Linked DNA regions of Mus musculus: region 2 is linked to region 1. The links are chromatin contacts, found by Hi-C in ENCODE. All regions are on one chromosome and are shown on one strand. The core of a region is the stretch at or near the end of the contact, and the rest is flanking DNA. Distances in the headings are between cores, read along the strand shown. Region 1 overlaps Ptprc (protein tyrosine phosphatase, receptor type, C). Region 2 holds the start of Ptprc (protein tyrosine phosphatase, receptor type, C).

Region 1 (6,189 bases), core at 427-2,926:
AGGTTAAATTATACTTTATATAACATTACAGCAATTCGGTAAAGCAGATAACACGCTCTTCTTACTTAGAGATAAATATCATAAACAAATAGGTGCAAATCTAGAGAATGTAAAGTTTAAACTTAACTGACAATCTGTCTGATATAAAAAGGCTTATTTAACTGCACTGTGATAAGAAAAAAATTAATATTAAAGTCAGTATTTGTGCTGAACAGCTAGGAAAGAATTAACAATGATCAGAATACCTTATATGCACCATCAAAATGGGACCCAGAGGATGACACAGTGAAAGGCAGTAGTGTTTTCCTGCATTGTGTTTTGTAGGAGAGAAGATCTAGTCATGCTTTAAACTAGGTATGCAACCTGAGCCACCCTCCAACTTACAATGCTCCTCCTGCCACAGTCTTCCAAGTGATAGGGTTATAGCCATGTACTCTCACACCCCCAAAAACATTATCATTAAAAATGAAACAGTTAGCCAGGTACTCTACATAAGACACACATACACAATTGCATTCTGCTGTAAAGAAGAGTAAGTCACAACATTCACAGGAAATTAGATCAAATTATAATGTTCAATGAAATAAGCTAGCCTTGGGAAGATGTATATCACATGTTTTGTTCTTATGTGGAGCTGTAGCTCTCTCTCTCTCTGTGGTGTGTGTGTGTGTGTGTAACTTATAAAAGGCATAAAATAAAATGTGGCTGATGAGATGGAAGAAAGAACTCTAAGAGGAGAAGGGAAATAATAAAAGGCTAATGGACCGTATAAGGCATGAAAGCAGAAGGAATGGCTCTTAGGGGAGGAAGAGGGCCTGAAGGGGAGGAAAGGGGGCAGCGCTCTGGGGGAAGGACAAAGAACAATGCATACGTATAAAAATGTCCACAATCACACTCACCACTGTGAACGCTAACTAAAATGCTGGTAAAAGTGAAAATTGTTAGACGGTGACAGTACAAAAGGAAAATTTTCATTGTTTACAGGGAAAGGACACATAACGAGAAGCCTGAAGCATACTGGAATGAGGAGAGCAGCTTGGCTTGACTGCCCAGACCCTCTCAGAGAGAAAAATAGAAAAACAATAATAGAAAAACATAGAAAAAATTAAAAAATAGAAAAACAAGTTTGAATATGTCCTTATTAGTATTTTCAAGATTTCAAAACAAATAAAACGATGGCGTGTGTGTGTGTGTGTGTGTGTGTGTGTGTGTGTGTGTGTGTGTGGTGTTAGCTTAAACAAAAAATAAACAGAAAATGAGAGCTACATTGTGGGACATCTACCACCAAACTGTTATCAGTCTCATGAAGAGTATCAAATGTCTCCCCCAAGATTGCACCCAGTCCTCCAATCTCCCCAGAGCAGCGGATAATCAAAGCCAAGGTTGATAAATGCCCAACTAATTTTTTCTCATCTCTCAGTCATGAAAGTGCTGAACAGAAACACTTGGCGCGCTTTCAAAATCATTACAGTACAGGCATAATGGGAAAAGCAAGAGAGAGGCAGCTTTCCTCCGGAGAGGTTTTCGGTGTGCTGTTCGGCTGCTGTTTGCAAAAGCTAAAGGCTCGCTCGCAGCAGTGCCTCTACTGCCCTTGTGGTTTCTTCTCCTCGCACACTTCTGTTTTTCTCATTCTAAGTCTTTATAGGAAAGGAAGAGGCGCAGCTCATGCGGTTAAGCACAGAAGAGCTTCCAAATGGTGCAACCGGTTGCCATAGCACCAGCATAATCAGCCCTATCTCGGGGTAAAACCGCAACTTCTCTAGCTCATGTTGAAGCCGCCTGGCTGCACACTTTAACTGCTACGAAATACCGAATTTCAGGTTGACTTGACTTTGCTCTAGTGAAATCGTATTTCAACAACGAGGCTAACTTTGTATAATGATTGGTTTGATTTCAGAGGCACTTCCCTTTGCAAGGTAACTTACAAATGATACTTTAATGTCAAAATATTAAATCCCATCTTATATTTAAAAATACAAACAGGAATTGTGTAATGAAACTCGGACTGAACATATTACAATAAGAAAAGTCTAATAGAAAATGGAACATGTTCCTTTCCATTCAAGATTATGAAATGATCAAAGATAATCAGGCAGGATTTTTTTCCATATTTGTGAAGAATCCTCTGTTATAATGTACTAAAATAATACCTACCAGTAGGAAGTACAGTATCACCATCTTTGGGAGCCAATGAGCTAAACTACTTAAGTTGGATAACTTCCTAAATGTTACACCTGATAGTACCATGAAAGCAAGGCCTGAAGGAGAGATGCATGCTGGTCTTTCCTCTGCCTGGGCATATCAACGGACAGTCATTTGCCCTGTGTTGGAAACATTTTTCCATGGTGAGGATTTTTACTAACACTCTTACATGTTGATTACCTTATTGTTCCATGATAAAGAAAAATATGAAAATAGCCTGCCGATGTTCATAAACAATATTGGGGTTGTGAGATATCGCCTATTTAGTTGCTTAAGAAAAACTCATCTTGGGCCAGTTCTTCAGGCTTTCTGTCAGCAGAAAGGATATTGTCTGTCTGAAATAAAATAAGTAGCATGCTGAATCCTGACACCTGTTGTAATATTTCAGGCGGCCTGCATCTTACCTCGATTTCACTGATTTTCAACCTGTGGGTCATGACCGCTGGAGGAGTCTCATATCAGATATTCTACTTACCAGATATTTACATTACAATTGATAACAGTAGCAAAATTATAGCTATGAAGTAGTAACAGAAATCGTTTTTATGGTTGGGGGTCACGATACCATGAGGAACTGTATTAAAGGGGTCACAACATTAAGAAGCTTGAGAACCACTGATTTAAGTGTTACAAAAACCATCCTTCCTCCAGGAAGTCTATTCAAGGTCTGCCTGGGTCTAGGGCTGCAATTCAGTTGTACTAGCCCTTACCTAACATCAAGGAGGCCCTGAGATGAAGCCCCAGAAGAGCCAGAATCAGATGTAGTCGCTTCTTCCTATAACCCCAGTAATCAGGAAGTGGAAACAAAAGACTCAGAAGTTTCAGGCCATCCTCATACTTGGCTACACAGACAATGCAGGGCCTCAGGCGACGCTGTAAAAATTAAAAATCCCCAAACACCTACTTGGATCTAGATTTCCTACTCAGGGCTCCTAGACCTCCAATTCTCAGACATTCGTTTTATTTGTTCGTGGGTCTGAGACAGGGTCTCATGTAGCCTAAGCTTCATGGTTGCTTATGGTTATCAAACTCATTGTGCAGCCAAGATGACCTTCAATTTATAATCCTTCTTTCCCTGCTTCTGTCATGCTGGTGCTGGCATTACCAACACTCACCCCCATATTGGACTCCTGTGATGTTGGGAATCAAATGTAAAGCTTTATACGTGCTAGGCAAGCACACTACAAACTGAGCTACATTTGTCGCTCTGGAAGTCATTCATAAGGGTTGAGAGACTTTCCCTTTTACTAGGTGTCTATGCTACTTAAGTTTAGGCTCTAGATTAGCAGTGCTCAACCTGTGGGTGGCAACCCTTTGGAGATCGAACAATCCTTTCACAGGGGTAGCCTAAGACCATCGGGAAACAGGGATATTTACATTATAATTCATAACAGTAACAAAATTACAGTTATGAAGTAGCAACAGAAATAATCTTATGATGGGGGGTTACCTAACATGCGGATCTGTAATAAACGGTCATAGCCTTGTTTGATGAATGGCATTCCTCTTGGGTTATTAAATGAGAAAGGAAGACATAGGTGGCTTAAGTAATCTGTTTCATAACAGACTAAGCAACAGCACCAAACCTAAATCCCAGGTCATACAGAATCCAAAGAACCTGATTTCCACAAAACTCTATAATGTTTCACTTAGTAATAGAAGATCCTCAAGTTTGGAACAAAGTTCTTGAACTCCTGAAGTCTGAGGCCTGTTACTTCCTTGTTCTTGTCTGCCTTCTCAGGCATCCTCCCATACACACACACACACACACATACACACACACACACACACACACACACACACACACACACACACACATGGCAGCATCAACCAAACTCTAAAGAGTCCTGATATGTGTCTTTCCTATTAAAATATTTTCAGAAGCAACTTCTCAGTGTATGCCCAGGAGTGGTATTGCTGGGTCCTCAGGTAGTACTATGTCCACTCTTCTGAGGAACCACCAAACTGATTTCCAGAGTGGTTGTACCAGCTTTCAATCCCACCAGCAATGGAGGAGTGTTCCTCTTTCTCCACATCCTCGTCAGCATCTGCTATCACCTGAGTTTTTTTATCTTAGCCATTCTGATTTGTGTGAGGTGGAATATCAGGGTGTTGTTTTGATTTGCATTGCTCCAACATGTAAGAATGACACATGCTTCACTATGTTCATAGCAGCCTTATTTATAATAGTCAAAAGCTGGAAAGAACCCAGATGTTCTTCAACAGAGGAATGGATACAAAAAAAAATATATATGGTACATTTACACAATGGAGTACTACTCAGCTATTAAAAACAATGAATTCATGGAGTTCATGAACAATGAACGATGAATTCATCAAGTTAGGCAAACAGATGGAACTAGAAAATATCATCCTGAGTGAAGTCAGTCACAAAAGAACACACATGTTATGGACTCATTGATAAGTGGACATTAGCCCAGAAGTTCAGAATACCCAAGATACAATTCATAGACCATATGGAGCTCAAGAAGAAGGAAGATTACAGTGTGAATACTTTGGTCCTTCTTTAAAGAGGGATCAAAATATCCATGGGAGCAGATATAGAGACAAAGTTTGGAGCAGAAACTGAAGGAAAGGTCATCTAGTGACTGTCCTACCTGGGGATCCATCCTATGTACAGTTACCAAACCCAGATACTACTGTGTATGCCAACAAGTGCTTGCTGACAGGAGCCTGATATAGCTGTCTCCTGAGAGACTCTGCCAGTGCCTGACAAATACAGAAGTGGAGGCTCACAACCATCCATTGGACTGAGCACAGAGTCACCAATGGAGGAGCTAGAGAAAGGATCCAAGAAGCTGAAGGGGTTTGCAGCCCCATAGGAGGAACAATAATATGAACCAACCAGTACCCCCAGAGCTCCCAGGGACTAAACCACCAACCAAAGAGTACAAAAGGAGGGACTCAAGGCTTCAGCTGCGTACTAGTAGAGGATGGCCTTGTGGAACATCAATGAGAGGAGAGGCACTTGGCCTTGTGAAGGTTCAATGCTCTAGTGTAGGGGAATGCCAGGACAGGGAAGCAGGAGTGGGTAGGTTAGTGAGCAGGGGATGGAGGGGTGGGATGGGGGGGGGATTCGGAGGGAAAATGAGGAAAGGGGATAAAATTTGAAATATAAATAAAGAAGATATCTAATAAAAAATTAAAATATTTTCAGGAGCAAATTCTGACATTCCTTGCTACCTACTTTAGTTCATCTTCAGATACCAAAAGGTTACGATATCTACTTGCTTTGATGATACCATCCTGGGAGGCTGTTTGAGGGCCTCCGCAAGTAGGAACTCAACAATCCTTAGAAATTCTTACTGATTCTTGCAGCATTCTGCCTTCTCCAAATGTGTCTCTGAAAGAAGCTGGCACAGTCAGAATTCTTTATGCCCCACACAGTGTCAGGCTTATGAAAGAAAACTACTAAGTAGTTCTGATGTAACTTAGGTGTGTGCCTTTAGTCATGTAGCACTAATATTGCAGCAACGGTTTGTTGAAACACTGTGAGAAAGAGCATGTGTGGACTCTCCTTCTATCAGATACAGCTACGTTCTCTCTTGACATTTTCATGCACTTCTGAATTTCCATATATATCTACACTTACATTCAAGCAATGGAGAACAAAATGCCAAGTGATACCCCCAAACATCAGTACCTGTGTGGAGAGATGAACTGGACTTTGTAGTGTGTGCAACTAACCTGATTTTGACCCCCAAACTGAGACAATCAGGATCCTGTGGAAGTTTAAAACCCAGCAATCTCAACCTTATTACTGAATACATATACCCAGGAAACGGAATCAACATGCCTTGTACCCATCTGAGCATCCGTGCTCTTTGCAACGCTGCTGACAGTAGCCAGGAAATGGAAACTTGAGTGTCCATCAGCCTATGTGATAACACAGAAAGTGAGTTATACCATGGAAGAATGCTATTCAGGCATAAAAAGATGGAATCCCGCCTTGGGTAAAAGCATGGA
Region 2 (6,090 bases), core at 2,435-4,934, 39 kb after region 1:
AATAATCCTTGACAGATTCCAAGGAAAGGTAGAAAATGCCAGAAATGGAGACAGGGTTTTTATGGAAAACCTTAGAGGCCTCGGGAACATAGGAGAACTGGATGTTGAAACCATGTCTCACTTGTCCTCTTTGAATCAGTCATGGAGAAAAGGAAGAAAGAAGAAAAGAAAAAGGGAGGGGAAGGGAGTGGGGGAGGGATGGGAGCTGAAGGGAAAGGAAGGCTGTTCAGGAAGGGGAGTGTGGGAAGAGACGAGGAGAGGGAAGTAAGACCAGCCCTGCTGTTTGCGCACAAGGCAATGAATTCCATTGCCTACAGTGAATGCATGCCGGCCTTTTAAAATAAAGATTCTAGCTGATGAGGAAATCTCAGGAGTGCCCACCCCCACCATTTTAATCCATTCAGTTATATAAAGAAAGAATGATATTCAAACTGTCATATTGCTGCAGACAGAAGAAGGCCGAGAATTGAGATGATCTCAACAGAGATATGGGAACAGTATTTATTTATTTTTTTTGGTTTGGTTTTGTTTGTTTAACTATCTGTGGAGCATGTGGATGACTGCACATAGGAAGAGGGCTTTCCCATTTAGAAGGATTAGTGTGGAGGGGTGAAATAAGCTCAAGGACACAGAGAGGGTAATCAATCTAGACCAAAGGAAAATGAACCTGCCATCGAGCATGTGTTCCTAGACCCTCAGTGGTGAACAGGTGAGTGTGTGTATAGAGATCCAGTAGACACAGACATGATAGATAACCACAGTGTGGAAACAAGGCACTACATACATGTGTCATGTCTGCAAATTTGCATATAGGTATGCATGTGTGCATGAACAATGCAGAAACGGGCCTGTCCTGCACTCTCTGCTTGTCACTTTTGGAAAGACACCAAATTGAATGGAGTAGGCAGCTGCCTGCATGTCCCTACTCTGATCCTGTGTTCAGAGTGCCGAGCAAGACAGAAGGACTCCTGATTTCTAACCCGCCTTTGCTTTCCACTCACAAAGTACTTTTCAAATTCTAGCAATGACAAGGGTCACAGAAAACTGTTTTAAGAAAATAAAAGTTAAAGTAGTAAGTCCCCATCCCCACAGCATAGGCTCCCCAGTTATTTTTAAAGTATAATAGGAGTGCTTATCAAATTTGACAAATAATTTGTGCCAAAAGTTTATGATGTGCAAGGCCAAGTGCATATTTATTACTTGAGATGGTTTTAATGGTGATGGAAAAATGAAGAATTGTGCCCAGGAAATGAGTTCTCACTGTTTTGACTCAGAACCTAGCTCACTGCACGCTGCTCAGGGCCCAACTAAAGACGTTTCCAGCCATTAGGTGATGGGTTTGGTAGACAGGCCTAGTGTTAAACTTTACTAGAGGTAGAAAACCTGAGCTCTATCTGCACTTTCTGACCTATAATGCTGCCATAGAATTACTTACAACTTTTAAACAAGCCTTCAGAGTCCAACTGACCTGGCAAAGAGGCACAAAGCAGTAAGATCGTGGACATTTTATAATTTGGGAACACAGCATCACAGTTGCCCTGGAAGACCTTAAATTTGACGTTGGTCTCATTTGGATTTCATAAGCTAAATAAAATGCTGGAGTGCTGTGTACTCTCCATGGATGCTTCATTAGTGTTTTACTGTACTAATTTATTTTTCTAAAGCATATAATAAAATGTTGCTCCCTGAAAGTGCATTTCCTGTAGATACCACATTAATTTATCACATGAAAAGAAAATGTAGGATCTGAGTCATTTTTTGCTTAATAAAGTACATAATTTAAAGCCTTAATATGTTCTCAACACTAAATAAAAATGTGTCTTGAAATGCTAAACACCATTTTCAAATACAAATGATCATGTGTGTGTGTGTGTGTGTTTCTAACAGTAAGTTTCTAACACACTCTAAGGAAAACTGTCAGAGTCCTATAGAAAAATATTTATCCTCAGTATTATATTAAGCTTGGTCTTTATAAAAACCGTTCTATCTGTTAGCAATTTATCAACTATCCTTTATCTATATATTGGTTAATAATCTATATTTTAGAATAAAGTATTTAGGAAAGTTGATTTAAAGGTTTCTAGGACCCTTTATGTACATTTTTATGGTGAATTCAAAGATGTTTCTTGTGCAAAAAATATCAATATCCTAATTTATAATTTGGGGGTGACTTGCTCTACAATCTGAAGGTACCTTAATGTTCTTTCTCACCCATTTAAAGAAAATCGGAAAATTGCCCCGAGTGGGGACTTACAGTGGAAATATGCCAATATATGATAAAATGTACAATCTTCAATTCTTCTCTATAATTCTCTTTACATTATAACAAAAATCATAGAGAGCTCACGACCTGGGAAGTAGTTGGTGCATTGTGACAAGATTCTGTGGTGCCCTGCATTGTTTAAAATCATCTTATGCCAGATAAACCTCATCCAAGCAAATTCGCAACTTACCTAACTGGATTTTCTTTTGAAAAAAAAATCCATCTTTCCAATTAAAAAGCAAAACAAACTTATTGTGATAACATCAACAAACAAGTATCTGAGGCTGCATTTCTTTTCCAGGCCCTCAGACAACACAGAGCAGACGTTAGCCGGCTTAGTACCAGGGATTTCTTTGGAAACGAGAGGAGTGAACATCAGGAAAAAAATAAAATTGAATTCTGATACAATTAACTATTTTCCCCATTTAAAAGTATCTTAGATTAAACACTACAAGGAGAAATGCCATCTAGCTGTAACTTGATAATCAACTCATGTCTCAAAGAGAAACTACTCCAGAAATAATTATTGACCAGACCAGATATGTAAGAAGGACTGAACCTTCAGTAAGCAGTGCCTGCCTGGTCACCCTGTCCTGAAGGACACAGCATTTGTAGGAATTTTATGAACTGTAACACACGTCTACCTTTTCAAGGCTGTACTCTGTACCCATCACCCAGGAAGGGCGGTGGCTCTACCAGAATTTCCACAGCAGAATTCATAGGAAGCATTATCTCAGAACTAAAATGATTAATTCAAAACACATTCGATGGTAAGACAACACGGAGAGTTTTTAAAGCACCTAATGTGCTCTTCAGCCTTTCTGTAGCTGAGCATTCAAAACCCTATTTTAATAATCATTAACATTTGAGGAAACAACCCTTTGTCTGAAGAGACTGGCTTACACACAAGCAAAGCTGTCTCGTGATTTTAAACCTTTCATATTTTGATCAAAAGCATTAAAAGCTGACTTAATTAACAATTCCTCTAACCATAGCAGATGCAGGTTGGATCAATTGCTTTAGCTACATTCCTGAACAGTTTCCAAATAAAGAGAGACAAAGAGAGTCAACTTTCCTATTAAAGTGTGATCTTTCCCCGAAACATTTATGTATTTTGAACAGAAGCAGTGTATGCTGCCCTCCACTAGGCCTTGTTTCTCTGAACAACGGCAAACTTGAACATGGAGTAACGAATCTTCTTACTTTCAATATCCATCACACGCAACTTTTAAAAATAGCCATTTCAACCTAGCCTTTGCCACAAAATCAACAAAATACAAGGAAGTAAAAATGAATATGGGTGTGCTTACCTGTGACAAAGACTTCTGTGTCCAGAAGGGCAAATCCAAAGGCCAGAAGTTTGAGCCACAAACCCATGGTCATATCTGGAGATCAGCTGTGCCCCTAAGAAATAGGGTCTCCCTGAAAGGCAAAATAATGGTTATCTCTCTTGAAGTTTGTCTCTGTAAAGCTAAGTCAAAACTAAAAGAAAAGAACGCATACTTTGCACTCTGTCTTATCAGATGGGGAGCAAGTTTCCTACTCTCTTACCCTAAGAACAAACCACTTGCTAGCTACATGCACTGCTAAATGGTGATGTCAGATTCGGTTTTACTAACTTCTCCAAAAATACTGTAAAGGGTCCTCTTTGCAGGAAGTTAAAAAAAAAAAAAAAAAGGTCGTTCAAAGTCAGTGCAATGGCTTCTTACTTCCTTAATTCAAGTAATTATGCTGTTAGCGGTTCGTCTCAATTTTCCTCTAAAGGAAAACAGTTTTAAACTATATAAATATTGCTCCTTTTTAATATCTTTTTAAGGAAGCTTTATTCAAAAACAATACATCCCTCCCAAGTCATCAATAATTTTCTTACCCAAGATATGACAAGCTTCCACATGAGTATAACAACATAGGGGTTGGCAAGATAACACAGTGACTAAGCTGGTACGAGGCTCTGAAGTTCGTTGAAGACGACCAAGTGACCCAAACCAACTGTCTTTCTGCTTATGTCTGCCAACTCCTGTTATTTACCATAAGGAGCTCAGACTCAAATGGTATGCCTATTTCCTCGGTGATGTGGCTTTCCTATGCAAAACTACCTTCACTGGCTTTAAAGAGCCTCCCAATTTGTTTTTCAGGGCTGCTGGTGGTGGTTTCATTGAGTTTTATGCAGGTATCTCCTTGAGTGGTGGAGTGAGACTCTCCTCTGTGCATCAGTGAATTCTGCTTCAAGACAGGAGTGCCCCTACATTTGGGGTTGCTCTGTGCTATTTACCAATGAAAGAAGAGCAATGAAAACCAAGCCTTGTCTTTTACAAAGTTAACTTGTTTCTTTTGATCATAGTATTTCCCCACCCCACCACACACATCCCTGATCAATTTCACATGTATATTGAATTTGCATTATTTCCCCCCACTCTCTCTTTTCCCCAGAACCCTCCTATGTCCAAATACACAGATTCATCCCTAATTCATACCATTTATTCTTTAACTTTTATTGCTACACACACACCTACAAATAAACGCATCCCTACACACACATACACTCATACACACACACCCCTACACATGTATACACACACTCACACACACACACACACACACACACACACCTGAAGGTATAACCTACTGAGTTTGTTTAGTGGTGTATGTGTGTGTGTGTGTGTGTGTGTAGATGTGTAGATGTGTAGGTGTGTGTGTATGTGTCTGTGTTTGTCTGTGTGTACATAGGGTTGACTACCTGGTATCACATAACTAGTTAGGGAGCTCACCATGCGAAAGTCTAATTCTTATATTCAGCAGTCCTTAACTACCTTTCATGCTTCATCTTGAGTGGGGGCCTCTGAGATTTCCCTCATGAACTTTAGCATATCAACTGATCTTGTCACCATTAAGGTCTTGCTAAGGTAGTAAGCCATTTATTGAGGTTTCATGATGATACCCTTCCCGTATACCTAAAAGACACTATCTTGTAGCAGACGTCCTGGTCCTCTGGCTTTTACACTCTTTCCACTCCCTCTTCTGTGAAGTTTTCTGAGCTTGAGTAAGTTTCCCAAGCCTTGTGTTACAGATGCATCAAATTGGGTTGGAAACCTCAAGGTCAGTCATTCTCTGAGTTTGACTGGTTGTGGCTTTCTATAATGTTCTCCCTCTACTACCAAAAGAAGACTGAATGAATGATGGTATTCTCAGGGAGTTTGCCAATAAGAACATGCCTACAGTATTTTAAAGGTTCCTGTGAATTCAACAGTACAATTAAATGGATCTAGTAATATTTTGCTATCTACTTTCATTTAAAAACAAAAGAATATACACATAACTTAGTGTTTGAAATATGTAGATAATGGGAGACAAGTAGACACAGTGATTATAATCCCTAATTATGAAATACCATAGGGTCTTGTGTTTTCGTGTGTGTGTGTGTGTGTGTGTGTGTGTGTGTGTGTGTCTGTGTGTCTGTGTGTCTGTGTATCTCTGTGTCTCTCTGTGGGTTTGTGTGGTGTACATGTGTTCATCCACCTGTGTACATTTGAAGGCAAAAAGGTAATGTTAGGTGTCTTCTTCTATCACTCTATACATGTTTTTGAGTTAGGGTATCTCACTGAAGCTGTGCTCAGCATTTAGGGTAGACTGTGTGATCAATGAAGCCCTGTCTCTGAGTCCCCAGGATTGGGGTTACACACATGCATAGTCACTTTTACAATGGGTTCTGGAGTTCCAAACTCAGGTTCTCATGCCTGTACAGGCAAGCACTTTTCCCATTCAGCCATCTCTGCAGCACCCTGCAGATACATTTTTGATGCTTAAAACTTTGTTTTCCTCTTACTTTG

Evidence for each region. Hi-C counts contacts between places; a loop is a spot of excess contacts on that map.
Region 2: a loop to region 1 is called in a map of T-helper 1 cell, with 3 times the contacts of the local background. The contact joins the promoter of Ptprc here to the enhancer-like site in region 1. A Hi-C loop is called at or near these places in 8 of 37 maps with a recorded cell type or tissue (T-helper 1 cell, T-helper 17 cell, T-helper 2 cell and 3 more).

What each region holds. Positions count from the first base shown.
Region 1 is chr1:138,134,928-138,141,116 of GRCm38, forward strand. The region is part of intron 1 of Ptprc (protein tyrosine phosphatase, receptor type, C); the gene reads right to left. Among named protein-coding and RNA genes, the nearest start is that of Ptprc, 37 kb to the right of the region's middle. Within about 2 kb of position 1,677, at least 1 of the 3 ENCODE cell types and tissues checked has a DNase peak (open chromatin) inside an H3K27ac peak, as active enhancers do.
Region 2 is chr1:138,171,442-138,177,531 of GRCm38, forward strand. It overlaps Ptprc (protein tyrosine phosphatase, receptor type, C), which reads right to left and starts at 3,685. Exons shown (of 32, transcript NM_001111316.2): 1 at 3,574-3,685. The coding sequence starts at 3,646.